Regions from separate parts of the Homo sapiens genome. Here regions 1 and 3 are each linked to region 2. Evidence: chromatin loops called from intact Hi-C (ENCODE). Cell type or tissue: heart right ventricle. All regions are shown on one strand. Links, peaks and the distances in the headings refer to the core of each region. The heading gives the core; the rest is flanking DNA. Region 1 overlaps TNFSF11 (TNF superfamily member 11). Region 2 holds the start of LINC01050 (long intergenic non-protein coding RNA 1050). Region 3 has its middle 86 kb from the start of TNFSF11.

Region 1 (5,000 bases), core at 1-5,000, 220 kb after region 2:
GAAAGTATTCCCAATATCTGTATCTGCACCCCAGCTTTTTGAGCTCTAAAACCATTGTTATTTATGTGCACAGATATCAATCATAAAAATAACATTCTTCTAAGACTAGACTTTTAGGGTGTCTTCTGGCCTTGAGATTGTAACTGAAGTTTTGTAGGCAGTACTTGATGCATTCCAGTGAGGGACCTGGCTGCGCAGCAGAGACACCTAGGCAGTTTAGAAGATACCCATACCCTGACCCCAACCTCAGCCAGGATAATGAACCCAATTAGTCTGATAGTGACTGGGTAGTTTTTTAAAGATGCTCCCAGATGATAAGAATATGTAGCAGGTATTGAGAAGCATTGTTACTAATTAAGTGTTCCCATGAATAGTTGTTTGGTGACATCTCAATTTAGTTAAGGGTTTACTATAGTCTCATGACTTGCATATATATTCCACGTATTGAAAATTTAATAACCTCTTACATTTGTAGACAGCAAAGTATTTTCCCTGTTACCATATTTGACTTTTGTTAGAATCAGAGCCTGGAAAACTATAACTACTACTAACCTCATTTTTCAGACTGAGAAATGGAGGCAGAGAGAGAATAAGGCTTCACCTAATAAAGCTGAGACTTGAACTTTGGTCTCTGGATCTGTATGCCCATATCCTTTTACAAGCCATCGTCATAAAATACACTCCTGAAAGCTGGGACAAAATACCACTAGCCCACCCAGGAATCCCTAGCGTGACTCCCTCCCTGAAGCAGTAACTCTGAAAAGGTGGCTCACCTTGACTGGCATCTGGCTGCTGGGGATCCTGGGATCTGACAAAAAGGAGCCGGGACATCAGAAAATATGATCTCAGAATTCCCAGGGGCTTCAGAAAACAACTGGCTGAGAACTGGCCAACCCATGTTTATGGCTTGGCTGATGAACCCCCAAGACTAAGACCTGCAGGACATGGATAAGGGACATTGCATCTCCAAACATGACCCTATCGAGTCCACTCCACAAAGCTGGAGCCATTCCATGTTGCCATCTTCTCAAAGATCAGAGACCTTGCTATGCACATGCCAAACACAGACCTTTTGATAGCCCCCTAATATTTTTCATTTTCAGGATTATAGGAGTCCTTCTGAAGACGAACCCAAACTTCACCCCAATTGACAATTCCATTTATTTTCTAAGCTTTGCATTTACATTTCTTTTCATCCACATTAGTCCTCTACATCTGTCAGATTAATTAGAGTGTTTTAAAATTTCTATAGTTCTTTATTCCAAAATCTTATCATTCAGACGGCACTGCCGGTTTCTTTGAATTCAGAAAGTTCTGATAATCTAATTTTGGGAAAATACTACAAAAGAATATCCCGACTCCTTTCTTCTGAACAAATTATTCACATGAAAGAGATCTTTTAAAAAATGTATGTACATTTTATCTTATTTTAAGCCAGCTGTAAATTAACAAAAACCAGTTAGTTAACACTCTGAATAAACATCCAACACAACCACATGTTACCTACGCCATCAGAATGCCTGTAGATTTGCGTAGAGAAGTGCAGGTAACTTCAACAAACCTCTCAGCGAACAGCCTGGAGCAGAAGCCAGAAACAGTTACCAGGCTGAGGAAGCTGGGCAAAGGACGCCCCTATTTTCTTCTCTTGGCTAATGAGCACCCATGTCCAGCTTCCCAGGAGGATTTGTGATCTACCTTCTCAGGATACGGCATATTCATCATCTGTTACACGCTAGGATCATTAATAATAAGTTACCAAGAAAATTCACATGAATGAATAAACTCATTTATGGTCACGCTGTAACAAGTAGGCCTTGCAATGAATTTATGCATTTTTAGATAAGTGCAATTTTAGATAAGTAAATTATGATAGCTTCATTTAACCCTTCAAAACAAGACAAAAAAAGGAAACCGAACTACCAAAGAGAGCAACCAAAGAAATCTCTGCCCATTCAAGGATAAAAGAAACCTTCTGAGATACTGCCACCTAGTGGACGCTGTCCAACATTGACAATCCTGACAACGCCGCAGTCAGCCTTTGCAGATTTGAAACCCCAACGTCTAAAAACAATAGAGATGAGGATATTTCACAATATTTTTTTAAAATCTTCTCATTGTGGTATTTTTCTATTTAGACTGCATTAACTTTTCATCTTTGCTGTCAGAGTACATTTAAACAGACAGGAAAACAACCAATGTGATTTTTTTTTTTAAATTTCAACTTCTATTTAACTCATAAAAAAATGCTGGGATTACACAATTTCTTCTGCAGGAAACAAAGTACACAAAAGATCAATGTGATTGTGTAACTGTGGTCTCTAGTACTGCCTCTCCTGAACTCAACATCCAAGAAGTGCAATTCCCAGGAGCCTGGCTGTGCAGACTTTGTCTCTGGTCCATTGAGACCAGCTTCCTTCAGATCTTTTAAACATCTTTTCAAACGTTTTAGGATATTTGCCAAACTTAAGGAGGAGGGAGATGTCTCAGAGCTGGCTCAATCTCAGTAAACTAGGGCCACTCAGGAGAGATGGTACTGTGTAAGAATAAGTATAAACACTTAGGAGTATTTTCAACTCCTTTAAGTAGTTATGGGAATTTTGCTTCAGGCAATTTAAACATTTACAGCAAAGGATACGCCCCTCTTTGTAAATTCAGCTGAATAACTGCCCCAAACAAGACTTTGATAACATTCCAATTCAGGAGAGAATGTTATTAAGTTGTTTTTAAGATTGTTTTACTACAGTGTTTTTTTTTTCAACTTACAAAGTAATATAAATAGGCCTGGTGCAGTGGCTCACACCTGTAATCCCAGCACTTTCGGAGGCTGAGGCAAGTGGATCAACCTCAGGCCAGGAGTTCAAGACCAGCCTGGCCAATACAGCAAAACCTCGTCTCTACTAAAAATATTTTCAAAATTATCTGGGCATGGTGGCAGTTGCCAGTAATCCCAGGTACTCGGGAGGCTAAGGCACGAGATCGCTTGAGCCCGGGAGGCAGAGGTTACAGTGAGCCGAGATCACACCACTGCACTCCAGCCTGGGCAACAGAATGAGACTCCATCTCAAAAAAAATAAATTAATAATAATAATAATAAATAGATTTCAGCTCCAACTGAGAACATTCTCAGCTGCAAAGATATTCTGAAAAGGTCAAGTTGCTGGAGTCTGGGCTTATCAGACTGAAAATCTCACCTGTGCATTGTGATGTGAATTGTGTGATCCATGTGGTACCTGTCAATCAGAGCACAGAAGAAGGAATTTGTACAGCCAGATGCTTTGGAAATCACTGGCACCAGCTTATAGCTGGGGTCTCAGGTGGCTGCCTCCCTCTGCAATACCAGCAGCAGCTGCAGAGACATCTGGCTGGTTGAACAAGGATTTAACACCCCGTTTGCCAGATATAATACAGGGTTCATACACTTGTTAACATATGTAATGCATTCATTTTAACATCTTAATGATACCCTTCATGTAATTCTTCTCCAACCTAGTTACAAGAATAGTGCATTCATCAGCCGAGTTAGCACATGAATGCCACACATGGGTTATTTCTGAAAATGAATAGCCAGTTTCCAATTCCTGCAGAGAAGTCCTGCAGATTTCCACCTTGTAAATAGCTGGGAAATCCATTCCCTCCTCTCCAACCTGGGTACCACTGCCTTCCTTCAAGTTTTCATCATTTCTCATTAGGACTAGCATAATAGCTTCCTACCTCCTCTTCCTGTCTCCTGCCCTCCTCAAAGTGATCCACTGAGGTTAGAGTGCATCCTAAAGTACATGTCCCTTCTTAAAATCCTCTGGGGGCTGCTTCCAGACTTCAGGTTCAAGTCCACGTTCCTTACCAGGGCTTAGAAGGCCCTGCATAACTGGGCCTGTGTAATATTGTAATATAATAAGAAATATGCAATTCGTCTTCATCCCAGGTTCCTAGCACTGAGCTCCTAAAGCCTTTGGAATTTCCCGCATGACAGGTGTCACAGAAGCATCCTTTGTTATTCAAAATCAGCCCCTTCCAACCTTACCTGAGTTTATGCTAATGATGTGACCCTTGGAGAATGGGATCTGGTTTCCAGAGGGACCGGTCATGTGATTAGAAGATTGGATCTTTCAGTCCCAGCCTGTATTAGTCTGTTTTCACACTGCTATAAAGAACTGGCCAAGACTGGGTAATTTATAAATGAAAGAGGTTTAATTGGCTTACGGTTCCGCATGGCTGGGGAAGCCTCAGGAAACCTACAGTCTTGGTGGAAGGCAAAGGAGAAGCAGGCACCTTCATCACAGGGTGGCAGGACGGAGTGAGTGCAAGCAGGGGAAATGCCAGATGCTTATAAAACCATCAGATCTCATGAGATTCACTACCATGAGAACAGCATGGGGGAACCACCCCCCATGATCCAATTACCTCTACCTGGTCCCACCCTTGACACTTGGGGATTATGGGAATTACAATTGGAGGTAAGATTTGGGTGGAGACACAGAGCCAAACCATATCACACCCCTTGACTTCCTGACCTCCCGGTTGACATCAACCACCAATGGCCAATGATTTAATAAACTATGTCTATGTAATGAAGCCTCCATAAAAACTCTCAACAGTGGGCTTGAGCCAGGGTAACCACTGCCTTCCTAGCAGGTGAACATGCCAGGTGCTGAGGGAGTGGCATGCCCTGAGAGGCAAGGAGGCTCCACGACCCTCTCCATCCCCATACCTGGCCCTAAGCATCTCTTCCATTGGGTGGATCCTGATTGTATCCTTTATAATAAGCTGGTCATAGTAAGTCAAGTGCTTTCCTGAGTTCTGTGAGCCATTCAAGAATATTACCGAACCTGAGTAGGAGGTCATGGGAACCCCCGATTTGTAGCTGGTTGGTCAGAAATACAGGCAACAACCTAGCACTTGTGAATGGCATCTGAAGTGGGACAGTCTTGTGGGGCTGAGCCTTTAACCTGTTGGGGCTGTGTTACCTCCCAATAGTTAGTATCATAATTGAATTGCAGAAC
Region 2 (6,416 bases), core at 879-5,878:
CTCACTTTTCAGTCATGCCACAATCTTTCTGGTTTATCAGCAACTTTTTCTCTGCTAAGCAGTGATGGTAATGCATACATTTGCCTTTTTCAGTAAATCATCCTTTTATAATTTGGCTTTCTTTCAATCTTAGATTCCCATCAGAAGGGTTTTACCTCAAGGCATATTGCAACCAATTTCCCCCATAATTAATGCCATATCTGCCTCAGAGTCCATTTCAATTCCCAAATGAAAATTGATGAGGCAGCCAACCACAAATAAGGATCACATAGCACTGATTAAACTATCAGACTAGTTTCCAGGCTATCATGTTACAGTGCTGAATCATAAGCAGAGGGTGAGTTTTCTGGTCTTTTGCAATGTATATTGCTCATAGTAAGTGTCCATAAATGGCTCTTAGCAGATGAAGAGAAGCATTTTATATGGCCCCTATCAAATTCTACCAGAAAGACTAATGATTAAAGAGGTTTGTGTTACAGGAACCAAGACTTCATAGCACATGAAAGAAAATTGTATCTAGACTTGATAAAAATGAGCCACAAACTGCTACAAAAATCACCAGGACAAGAAAAACTCACTTAGGTGTTTTTATCCCATCCACATGGAGTGTGAATGGTTAAGTCAGGTAACTGCATTTTGCCTAGGAAGACCAAATCCTCTCTCCACCAGCCTTCAATTTCAGACTCCAGCAGGGAGCTGAATTGGAGGTGGATGTGCGTAGCAACTATGCACCAGTCAGTAGCAAGAATTCATTCCTTCATCCCATTCATTCATTCATTCATTCACTCACTTAATATTTATTTACCTATTTTCCAGGTGCTGTGTGAAGAATGGAAACATGCAACAATAAAGACACCAGTCCTGGTGGACCTGATGGCCTATGTCTGGTGTGGCGGGGGACAGATAAGTAAACAGATCGTCCTATACGGGGTAGCCAACGCTATCATCTGATAGAAGTAAGCATGAGGTACCAGTCAAGTATGCAAGTATCTGTGCATGAGATGCTAGTCAAGTATTTGTGTGTGCATGTTTGAAGGCTTCCTGGAAGAGATCACTGAAACTCTAAGAGTAGGTAGCCAGGTTAAGAATGGGGGCAGAGCAGGATATCTGAGGCAGTGGAAGCAATTTGAGCAATGTGTGGAGTGGAGAGAGAACCTGACTTGTTTGATAAGCTTGGAAGGTTAAGCATAGCTAGAACAGGGTATTGGAAGAGTTTTATAGAGGAAAAGATGACTAGAGGTAGGCTGCCAGATGTTCTCTCCCAAAATATTTGACCATCAGTGTAGCAGGGCAGATATTAGTGTGATTATGAAAACATATATGTGTGTGTGTATATACATATGTATGTATATTTAAATGCATTACATATTTCAATCAGTGATATGTGTTTTTCTAGGTATCTTTTTGGCATATTTTTAAGAAACACATTTCGAAAATTAAATGTAGGTGTGAACCCTTCGCCACACCCAAAGAACCATTCTTGACACTCATGCAGAACATTTTATGCCCCAGTTTGAATATCTGACTTTGGTTTATCTCACTGATACCTGTAGCCCCTCCAAAGTAGTGGTAGACAGAGCTGAGACAAGAAATTTCACAGCTTTTTCCTATTGTGGAACAAACAATCTGAGTTTAAAACATATTGACTTACTGAATTAAAGTAAGTCACTCCACCTCTTAAAGACTCAGTCACACATCCAATTTTCCAGGGGCCTGTGGCCACTGAGTGTCACAGAGTGTGGAAGGCTGTAGGGGCCAGTCCAGAGGAGAGACCACATGGCCTGATTGCCCAGTAGAAATTGATATTCACAAAAGAATGCTGGCTCAAAAAAATAAATTGAAAAAAAAAAAAAAACCCCAGCAACACAGTGAACAGGTGGCTTAGTATGGCTGGCCGTGCTTGCACTTTTTAATGACCTGATTTGTTTCCAAAATTTGTTTTAGGTAATGTATTAGTCTGTTCTCATGCTGCTGTAAAGAACTACCCAAGACTGGGTAATTTATAAAGAAAAGAGGTTTGATTGACTCACAGTTCCACAGGCTGTACAGGAGGCATGGCTTGGGAAGCCTCGAGAAATTTACAATCATGGCGGAAGGCAAAGGGGAAGCCAGCATGTCTCACATGGCAGGAGCAGGAGGAATAGAGAGCAGGAGGAGGTGCTACACATTTCAAAAAGCCAGATCTCATGAGAACTCACTCACTATCATGAGAACAGCAAGGGGGAAGTCCGCCCCCATGATCCAGTCACCTCCCACCAGACCCCTCCTCCAACACTGGGATTACAATTTGACATGTGATTTGGGTGGGGACACAGGGTCAAACCATATCAGGTAACAAAACTCCAGTCTCAAAAATGGTAAGTCAATTTTATTGCTATTATAATTCTTAAAACTGGTGTTGATGATGATGATGATAGCAGTTATTTGTACAGTAACATGCCCAAGACAAATCCCAAGAGAGGAACATAAACAAAATCAAGTGGGGAGATTTGACTTTGCCCAAGTTCTTCTCAACTAGAAATTTCTAAAGGTGTTTTGTGTGGAGTGCTGCGCTATGTGCAGTTTTCAGCTATTCAACCTCAAGGATGTCAAATTGTTGGAAGAGATTCAAAGAAGGATAATCAAACTTGGATGGAGCTGACTTAAAGAAATGGGCTAACCTCCAGAAAGAATGCCATTGAATCCAGAGAGAGGTGCCGTTGAATCAGCCCTTGCTGATGAAGCCTCTTCACTGTACTGCTCAGACCTCTCCATCCTGGTGGCAAGGGCTTAGACCATTATTCATGGTCTGACTGGCCTCGAGGTGGCTGTCTCGCCTTTGAAAAAGGGCAGACACAGAGCATGTTCAGAGCACGGAGCCATACTGTGCGATTTCTTCAAAGAGAGCTTAACCACAGGTTTGTCACAGACTCCTCTTGCTCCTTCCTTCCAATTTAGTCCTTAAATGTGGTCCAACTACAACAAGAGGGAAGTCTCACAATCTAGAATATTGGGGGTTTTGTCACTATTCATTTTTATTAATAGAAAACAAACCTTTATTCCAAATTTGTTATACTTGAAATTGCTAATTTAAAAAAATGAATTTAGGGCTGAGGTGGGAGGATCATTTGAGGCCAGGAGTTCGAGACCAGTCTGGACAACATAGTGAGACCCTGTCTCTAAAAACACTGGAAAAACAGTTAGCTGGGTATGGTGGCAGGTGCCTGTAGTCCCAGCTACTCAGGAGGCTGAGGCAGGAGGATCACTTGAGCCTAGGAGTTGAAGGCTGCAGTGAGCTATGATAGTGCCTCTGCACTCCAGCCTGGGTGACAGAGCAAGAAACTGTCTCCAAAACAAATATATTGAATTGAAAATAATCACGTAATAATCTTGCTTTGACTAAGACAATGAAACTGTGGCTTTTAAAAAAAAAGTATTTTAGCACCATATGCTCATTTGTCTTTCAGAATTTGGATTAATGAATGACGTAACTGCTTCAGGGCAACACACCCTCACTGCAGCTGCTTAGCCCAGGAAGCAGCAAGGTCAATACAAGGAGAGCCACAGGCCTGGGGAGATGCATGCCTTCCTTCCTGGCCACGTGGATCTCACTACTTAGCCCAGATGGCCTGCGAGAAGGACAAAGCCAAGCACTTCACAACACTGTCAGTTGCTGTCCTGAAGAAGGTGGCCAGGAGCTCTAGAAGGATTCAAAGCCCCAGGGATTTTTGGTTTTTATGTATACACTTCTCTTTACATACTTGTTCCTCAACATCCAATCAGCCTTGCAGGTTTGTCCCCGCTCCTAGCATTCAGAAACACTCAAGAGCAGGGTGGGTCAGAGCTCTCCACCACATACGCAGCAGAGTGAAAGAAGCTGCCCTGCAGGACAGCTCCAGGCTCATGGCCACCCCTCCTCACATGCATACCTCCTCCTCTTCCACCAAACAACAACAAACTCCTTCATGTAGCATTCACGCCCTCCTCTTGTGGCCTCTACCTGCCATCCCACACCAATCCCTTTTTATGTCCCCACAGGTACCCAGGAGTCTCCCCTAACTAAATTCCCCACTGCTTCTCCAAATCACCCCAATCCTACTTCCCACTGAAACTAACAAGAAGGGAAGGAAGGTGTTAACAAATGAAGTCTTCGAAGGAAGTCACCCCAAGAATCTGGGCCTACTAGTCATTCCCTAAGGCTCAGCTCTTGGCATTTGCTTCGTTCCCTGGGCCATTATTTTCATACTGTGAAGAAATTTCACCCTAGTCCCATTTTGGAGAGCAAGTGTTGGTACAGTGCTGGGTAAAGACCCTGACACCAGGTCCTGGTCCCTGGCCCAGAGCAGGGGATATGAAGGGAAGCCCCACTCACTGTGTGCTCCCTCACTGACTCCTCAAAGGAATTCCAGGAAGGGTGCTTTAGTGACCCTTTGGCTCACAGAGTTAGAGTGACCTGCCCAAGGCCACCCAGAGAATGAATGGTGGGACTGAGATCACACCTGGGCCTGCCTGGCTGCCAAGCCTTTTGCTATTTTCATTATTCCACATTTCTTTCCAAGGATACAGAAAGCAGGGATAGGAAGTGCTGTGGAAACAAGCAAAAAGCCTTATCCATAGTCAGCATCCAAAAAGTACTATACCTTCTCTGACCCCTGCTTTATTTATTTGTTTATTTTCAGGGATGATGTAATAGCCAGAAAAATAAGTGAACAGAAGATTCCGGGTTCTACTTTATGCCAATTTTTCTTAAATATCTCAGTCACTAGAAAAAGATCTATTTGAAAATCTTGCTCTGAGCAGTTTCTGTCTTGGGCCCAGTTGTTTGAGGAGCCTGTTGAATTTTTAAATTTATTAGTGTTCCCATGCTTCATTCATTGGCATATATGTATATTCTCTATACTTTATAATTACAAGTAAGCTCTTGATAATAAAAAGTAACTGTCATTCTGTGAAGCTCTTTAATGCAGCCAAAGATAATTTCAGGGGGCAATTGGCAGTCTAAGTCCTTGCTTTCTCTCATTTTAAAGGAGAACCAAATCAACTTAGAGTGAATTTGTTCAAATGTGGGTAAGATTTAACAGGCACTTCAGCTGCCCAGGGTACTTTTCCATGTCTCTCCAACCAACCCCACCCAAATAGCTTAGGATTGGCATTTTCTGATGAGCACAGGGATAGAGAATGAGAACGGAGTCAGGTCCTCAGGTATTCAAGGTTAGAATTCCTTCTTAACCTTGCCCACTATGCCCTATGTGGGGACATGCTACAGCAGAGATCACTTGAGAATTATCCTGTGGCTCACACTGCCATAATTAGTTATCTGTTCGGCACCTCTCAACTAATCAGAACAATGGCACATCCAAAAGTAAAAGGAGAAGAAAGGAGACAAGAATACAGCGACTGAATAATAAAATGGGTGAATCAGTTAGCAGAGCAAAAGACAGCACAGTCATAGGCTGGCTAAGGTTATACTTTTTGTTTTTTATTTTATTTTTTAGGCAGAGCAAGACAGTCTTGCTCTGTCACCCAGGCATAAGTGCAGTGGCATGATCTCTGCTCACTGCAACCTCTGCCTCCCGAGTTCAAGTGATTCTCATGTTTCAACCTCCTGAGTAGCTGGGATTACAGGTGTGCGTAACCACGCCTGGCTAATTTTTGAATTTTTAGTAGAGACGGGGTTTCACCATGTTGACCAGGCTGGTCTCGAACTCCTGACCTCAAGTGATCCACCCGCGTCAGCTTCTGAAAGTGCTGGGATTACAGGCATGAGCCACCGCACCTGGCTAGCTTTATTATTAAGCCCTGTCAGCACCCACAAAGAGAAGTACTGGGATGGCACAGACAGCGGAGACAGTGACAAAGACCAAGGTTAAGGCTGGAGTTATGTGGAAAAAGAAAATGGAATGAGACCAAGCAATTGGGGATGAAGAATAAAAAGCAGAACCAGTGACAGCAGGGAGCAGAGATCAGAAGGAACAAGAAGATACTCTGGAAGAATACAACCAAACAAGAAAAAGAATGAATTGTATGTGAACATTGAGTTTAGGGGCAAGCTGACTGTCTTAGCCAGTTCAGGCTGCTGTAACAAAACACCAAAAACTGGGTAGCTTTTAAAACAGAAATGTATTGCTCACAGTTCTGGGGGCTGGGAAGGTTAAGATGAAGCTGCTAGCACATTCAGCATCTGTTGAAGACCTGGTTCACTGATGGCGCCTTCTAGCTGTGTCCTCACATAGTGAAAGGGGGTGAATGAGCTCCATTGGGCCTCTTTTATTAGGACAATAATCCCACTCATGAAGGTTCATGATCTTATCACCTCCCCCAAAGCCCCACCTCCTAATACCATCGCTTGGGAGTTGAGGATTTCAACGTATGAATTTTGGGAAGGACACAAACATTTAGATTATAGCACCAGCTTACAAATCTCAATGGCTCCTGAG
Region 3 (6,416 bases), core at 681-5,680, 150 kb after region 2:
GATGGGAGTGCTTATTAGTGTAACTATCCACATGGTGATGGCAGGAAAATTTCACTGAGCTGGACATCACTAGACCTCAGCTTTGCATGACCTCCTCAGGTGACCTGAAAGTATATCCTTTAAACCCTCTGAGTCTCCGTGTCCTGCAGCAGAGCATAATAATACCTTTCCTGTTTACCTATCACAAGGTTTAAGGAGACAAAGAAGATTTTTTGGAAAAAAAAATCTGTGCTTTGATCATTAATAGCTAATATTTATTAACTACTTACTATGTTCAGACACTGTGCCTGGTTCTTTATGTAAGTTATATTGTATAATTCTCAAAACAATCCTATGAGGTTACCTTAATATTACTCAAGTGAGCATGATTAGGTAAGCCAGGAGAGGAAACTAAAGCTCAGAGAGGTGAAGTGATTTAGACAAGATTACACAGTAAACAAATAGCATCTGGGCTTCACACTGAGCTATATGCAACTCCAAAGCCTATGACTTAACTTCTTTAGTATATTCAAATACATTAAGACTTACTGGGCCAGGCTCGGTGGCTCACACTTGTAATCCCAGCTCTTTGGGAGGCTGAGGCAGGTGATTCACTTGCCTCTTGAGGTCAGGAGTTCAAGACCAGCCTGGGCAACATGATGAACCCTAATCTACTAAAAATACAAAAATTAGCCGGGTGTGGTGGTGGGAGCCTATAGTCCCAGCTACTCAGGAGGCTGAGGCAAGTGAATCACTTGAACCCGGGAGACAAAGGTTTCAGTGAGCTGAGATCACACCACTGCACTTTAGCCTGGGCAACAGAGTGAAACTCCACCTCAAAAAAAAATACATTAAGACTTATTATGTATTCATATTCATTATGTAGCTTGCAGCAGGTGAACCATATTATTAAATTCACTTTTTGTTTTTATTATTAATTTACTTTATTTTTATTTTTTTTTGAGGAAACAGGGTCTCACTATTTTGCCCAGGCTGGTCTTGAACTCCTGATCTCAAGCAATCCTCCCAATGCTAGGATTACAGGCATGCACCACTGCACCCAGCCCCAAGATCACCTAAAATGCATTATAGAAGTCACTGAACAGTTCTCATTTGATACACAGTATCAGGGAAAACAAATGTTCAACAACATTGATGCATTCATGCACAGCTACTAACAGGAAACAAATCTATCCCAGCTAGTGTCTTAGTTTTTTTCAGCGCTTTTTCTGCATCTAAGCAACTTCCCTATGTCAATGAATCTTATCTTTGTCTCCTTATACCCAGTTCTTCAGGAAACATAAAATATGAACAGATAATTCCAATACAAGTTATTATACTGAAGCCACTAAGAGAATGTTACAAACTAATAAGATATTAGAGGATGCAATAGGAAGCAAGAAATAAAGAAAAACAAACACATAGACACAAAATTCCTGGCACTCTCTACCATAAAATTTCAGCTGTTATTAAATATGCATAAGAGAAATCTTTATTCGTTCTCTGGAAGTTCCTAATTGCTACAGGACTCTTAGCAGGCTACTCACTTGCTGCTCTTTTACATTGCTGGGAACATATTTCAAACGCTACCTACCATAATAAAAGTATCTTAACACTGTTTGCTTTCTGCTGGTATCAAAAAGAACATTAGTTCCCTGAAAATTTTTTGCATAAAGGGAAAATGTTTTCTGCTCTATAAAGCTCTAATCTAGCCTTGGCTATAAGTGACTCTGTAGGAGTTGGAGTGAAAAAACATTCTAATCCACTCTAGTATGTACATTAATGCAAATTCTGTGTCATTTCTCCCTGATGATTCTTTGTCATTAGGGAAAGCTTTTTTTATGGAATTTTATTTATCTCCGTATCTAACAAACCCCTTCTCCGCCAACTTGGCGAAACCACTCACTGGCTTTTGCTTCTAGCCTTATGAAAACCACACCCTGAATTTAGGTAATAGTACACATTATCTAAATACTTCACTTTCCCCCCACCCTTTCAGGAACATAGCAGTCCTGCACTTCCACAACCCATTGAATTTAGGGTTGCCATTTGACTTGCTTTGGCCAATGAACAATGACTGCAAGTCGCTTAAGAATGAGGAACGGTGATTTCCAAAAGACATGCTGTACAGGCAAAAATGTATATGTCCACTGCAACATCAGAGTGCTTCTAACAAGCCATCTCTCAGCATGTCTCACTCCCACACAGAAGTATTCCCTAGTACATTTTGAGATTGTAGAATGTTATTGGAGCTAATTTCCTATTTGCCCTCATAAAGTTATTTGGAGATTTCACCTTTTGCTGTGTTAGTAATTTCAAAGAACAATGCTTTTTAATAATTACTGCAACTACCAGTTGTGTGTTACATGTGTAGTCACGTTTAAATGATCAAGAAGTACTTATATTTGAAAAATCTAGCTTCCCAAGATTAAAAAGTTAAATATGTCACAATTATCCGTCTTCTGTCGTGTATCTGTAATGATTTCAAAGGTAGGTTTTATAATCCCCTTTAAGATAGAAAAAAAAGTATTTGATAAATAAAAGGTTTGCTGACATTGCAGTTATTGCATTTAACAGCTTGGGCATATTCATTTCGTGAGGAAAGAGATGAAGAGTTTGAAAGGGCCTATAATAAAGTAGCAGTTTGATTTGTGTGGAGGATGATATCTCTGCTCTGTCTTAAATTAGTTCATTAATATGCCTAGATAGTATAAAGTTTGCAATTAAACATGATAAAAACACAAACAGTGCCATCTTTTGGACAATGCTTAAACTCAATGCACATATACAGACACACATACCTGTGTCAGGCTATGTATTCAATACCCACAAGCATTCATCACAGATGCCAGCAAGATCTTGTTTTTATCATTAATTAATCTCCAGAGTATTAAAGCTTTTATTGGCATTATAGGAATGCAAGCCACCATGCTTAACTTGCACCTGTTCAAATTACATGGAATAGCACGCTCAGATTGGCTTTCTAACATCTCCATGGAAATGCCACTGTGAACATGTGTTTATTTGATTCTTGGAGCACCTGAGGAAGGTTTTTTCCTTATTTAAGTTCCTATCTAAACCTAGGATGAGCTCTCCTTGCTTCTGGGGCCATGGCTTTGCTCTCACTGTGCAGGTATTATCCCAGCCTCTCCAAAAATAAAAAAGAAAAAGAAAGAAAATAAAACTAGGATGAAATCCATCTGGCTCAGGTGTCAGGTTTTGAAAAACAGGTGGATGGATGTCATGTATAAAAATAGAAATGCTATTGTTATTCTGCTTATAACTGTTATTCCTAACTGAAGTGAGAGAATAGACAAGAAAACGCTGTTTCCCAAAAACTCATTTTCTATTGAATAGTGCAGATCAGTTCAGTATGGGGCAATCTGAAAAGATGACCTACACATCAAGATGCCAGTATTTTAAAAGAGGAATTCCAAATTGTCATTCTAGTCAAGCATTTAATAACTATCTAGCATTATGCTAGAGACTCTGCATGAAGCTGTCCTGTGGCCCCTAAAATGATTGGGACAGTTATAGCTTGAAGACTTTGTAGGAGGAAAAATGTTTCAAAGAATGATTTTAAAGGAGTGTGGGATATAAAAACAAGATGGAGGTAATTTTGATGATGATGATAGCTAACATTTACTGGACATTTACCATGTGCTAGGTACTGTTTAAATATTGTACATGAATAAACTAATTTAACTCTCATGTCAATTTAATGAAGTAGATTTAACTGCATGTCAATTTAATGAAGCTAGATTTCTCCTCACCAAAGGAGAAACTGAGACAGAGAGGGGATTAGCAACTTGTCCCATGTCAAATAGTTAGTCAGCAACCACTTACTAAAGAATCTCAGGTCAAAGAAAACTGAAAAAATAGGGATTTGCCATGATGAAGTCGTAATGGACCAAAGCTAGGATCAGGGCATGAACATCAGATTCATTCACTCATTCATTCAACAAATACACAATTACTTCAACACCTATCCTCTGCCAGGTATCATTGTCATGGCAACGGATTGAACAAAACAAACTCCCTGGCATTGTACAGCTTGCCTTAGAGTGGGGCAGATACTACACAGAAACATACTATAACATCTTGAGGTGGTTAAAAAAGCAGAATAGAGTGAATGAATGCTTGGGGACACTGTGCTAGGCTCAAATGAATACAAGATGAAATAATTGGTACCTGCCCCTCAAAGCACTTTGAGCCTGATGAGGAACAGACAGACTCAGTGACTTGTGCTATGGGAGAGGAGAGCACAGGCTGCTTGGAAGCATGTAGGCTTCCCCATCTAGACTGGCAACGAGGCTTTCAAAGGAGGCTTCTCACAGTTGGTGATGTCTCCACTGAGAATTATAAAATAATAGAATTAACTAGACAGGAAGTGTGGGGACATTTAAGGAAAGAATAAACACAAAATACTCAATTTGAGAGTTGGGCAAGCTCTGGTAACTGAAGGAAGCTCCATGTAATGGGATCTTAGGTTAGATGCAGGAGAGTGGCTGAAAATAGGGGGGTCTGCAAGTTTGAGCAGAGGTCAAATCATACGAAGCCTCGCATGCCCTGAGATGAAGTAGATGCTAACTAATTCTGAGGGCCGTGAGTAGACACTGAGGGGTGGTGATGGGAAAAGATGAGACAGATTCTGTTTTCTGCAGAGAGCACTCCAACAACGATGTGTCTCATGGGCTGGAGGGGACAAGGTAAAGACAGGAGGATAAGCACGGAGACCGTCACAGCAGTCCAGGGGAGAGAAGAGGGGCTTGGAAAAGAGGATCCCCGTCTGCAAGACTCTTAGAAGAAAGGTGGTGGTTTATTGGATTTGGGGGAGGAATGGAAAGTAAAGGGAAACAGGAAGATGTGCAGGTGGCTGGTGTGGGGGACTGGGAAGGCCGTAGTGTCATTCACAAGAAGAGAGAATACAAAAGGAGGGGCAGAGTTAGATGTTGGAGTGCTTGAAGCTTACTAGACATTCCCGCCATTCCAAACATCACTGTTTCTCCATCACGCATGCCATCATCTCTGTCTTCTCCGGGTGTTTGAAAAGGCTGTGGCCCTTACCTGTTTTCCCGCATCTTCTGTGGCCTCTCCCTGAGCTTGTCTCTGGGCAATCCCTCCTCATAACTCAGGTCTAGACTCCAGTGTCACTTACTTCCTCGCCTCCACGGCCCCAGGCAGGGTGGAGCTCCTGCGTGTGCTCCCCTCGCAGTGATTCTCCCTCTCGGCAGTAACAGTTTCTTCTCACTTGTCTCTGTCCAAAACTAAATAATAAACTCAGCCCAGATTCTCCACTACACACTTCCTGCCTCATGGTACATCCTCCAGAAATACTTGGACGTCTATATGAATGAGTGTCCTGTAAATCCCTAGATATATGGACACCAAGCTCAAAAGAAGGATCTGAAATTAGAGGTATGGATTTGGGCGTCATCAGCTGGTGGAAGCAATTTCCCTTCAATTGATGACCCCACAGCCCTAGGAGAAGAAAGTGGTTGTTTTTTTTCCAATATCATCCTGAAGGGCAGTGCCAAAAAAAAAAAAAAAAAAACCCCCACATATTTATTGTGCTCAAAACACCTTACATGTATCTTCTTTTTATGCTTTCTGTCTTCCCAGAAAAGCAGGTGGTGGTGTGCACTCGTTTTCCTTCTTTTCTTCCTCTCTCTATTGATTCCTTTTCTGCTCAAATAAAAGGCTTTTCACACTAATAGCAAAGACAACATAGACACACTGAAATGATACACAAAGAAGATCTCTTTCCTCAATTTCAGGGAATGGCTTTTCTTTAAAAACAAAGGTAAAAAACGATCTCCTTTCTCCCACTACCCTTCCAAATCCTCTCCCATCTCTGGGGACCTTCATGTCTTTTAAGTCTCACATTTCTCTGTGTCCTGCTTAACCTAAGTTTCTGTTTTGAAATAGTCACTCCTTTCTAGGTTGCCTCCACCTAAGCCTGAAACCTTTTCTGTTTGTGGCACAGTACTTAGCACCAAGCATCATGGCATGATTATCCTATGAATTTCCCCCACCAAGGTGAAGAGAGGCATCTTAGCTGGATGGGGTTCATGAAAATGCTGTTTCTGTGCACACCTTGTGTTCGCTGCCTGATCAAGATACAACTTAGTATGCTAATGAATGCTAATTAGGGTGGGCTATGGTGTGTCCATCTGTCACATCAGTTTATGTCACTGCAGCCCTCTGCGGGAAGGAGTTACACTTTACTACTCCTGTGAAGATTATTTAAATCGAATGTAGAATAAGGAGATTGTGTCCTCAGTTCGAATCTCTGTAATCATCATTATTCACATTTATTTGGTGACTTTTTCTGTACCCCTCGAGATGGCTGAGCATCTCAGAAAACATGAAAAATGATAGTGAGACCAATTAATAAGTATTAAACAAATGCACAAAGAGAGTATATATTCTTGCAC

Evidence for each region. A loop is a pair of places that touch in the nucleus more often than their neighbours do. Peaks named below come from ENCODE experiments on the same cell type or tissue, not always from the same donor. Only the 100,000 strongest peaks of a DNase experiment are listed, where the experiment ranks them.
Region 1: it touches region 2 in a loop (5-fold over the local background); 6 of 110 quality-filtered maps call a loop at or near these places.
Region 3: a loop joins it to region 2, with 2.2 times the contacts of the local background. A loop is called at or near these places in 10 of 110 quality-filtered maps.

The regions. Positions count from the first base shown.
Region 1 is chr13:42,592,161-42,597,160 of GRCh38, reverse strand. All of the region lies in intron 2 of TNFSF11 (TNF superfamily member 11), which reads right to left. Among named protein-coding and RNA genes, the nearest start is that of TNFSF11, 21 kb to the right of the region's middle. RefSeq lists enhancers at 3,185-3,892, 1,700-3,926. In heart right ventricle, for the core only: a CTCF peak has its summit at 1,984 (motif pointing left); a DNase peak (open chromatin) is centred at 2,010; H3K27me3 peaks cover 1,662 bases.
Region 2 is chr13:42,808,873-42,815,288 of GRCh38, reverse strand. LINC01050 (long intergenic non-protein coding RNA 1050) reads left to right here and starts at 2,727. Exons shown (of 3, transcript NR_125747.1): 1 at 2,727-2,897; 2 at 3,447-3,770; 3 at 4,659-4,923. In heart right ventricle, for the core only: a CTCF peak has its summit at 2,814 (motif pointing right); no DNase peak of the experiment used is centred there.
Region 3 is chr13:42,656,886-42,663,301 of GRCh38, reverse strand. No RefSeq gene overlaps it. Among named protein-coding and RNA genes, the nearest start is that of TNFSF11, 86 kb to the right of the region's middle. In heart right ventricle, for the core only: a CTCF peak has its summit at 2,747 (motif pointing left); no DNase peak of the experiment used is centred there.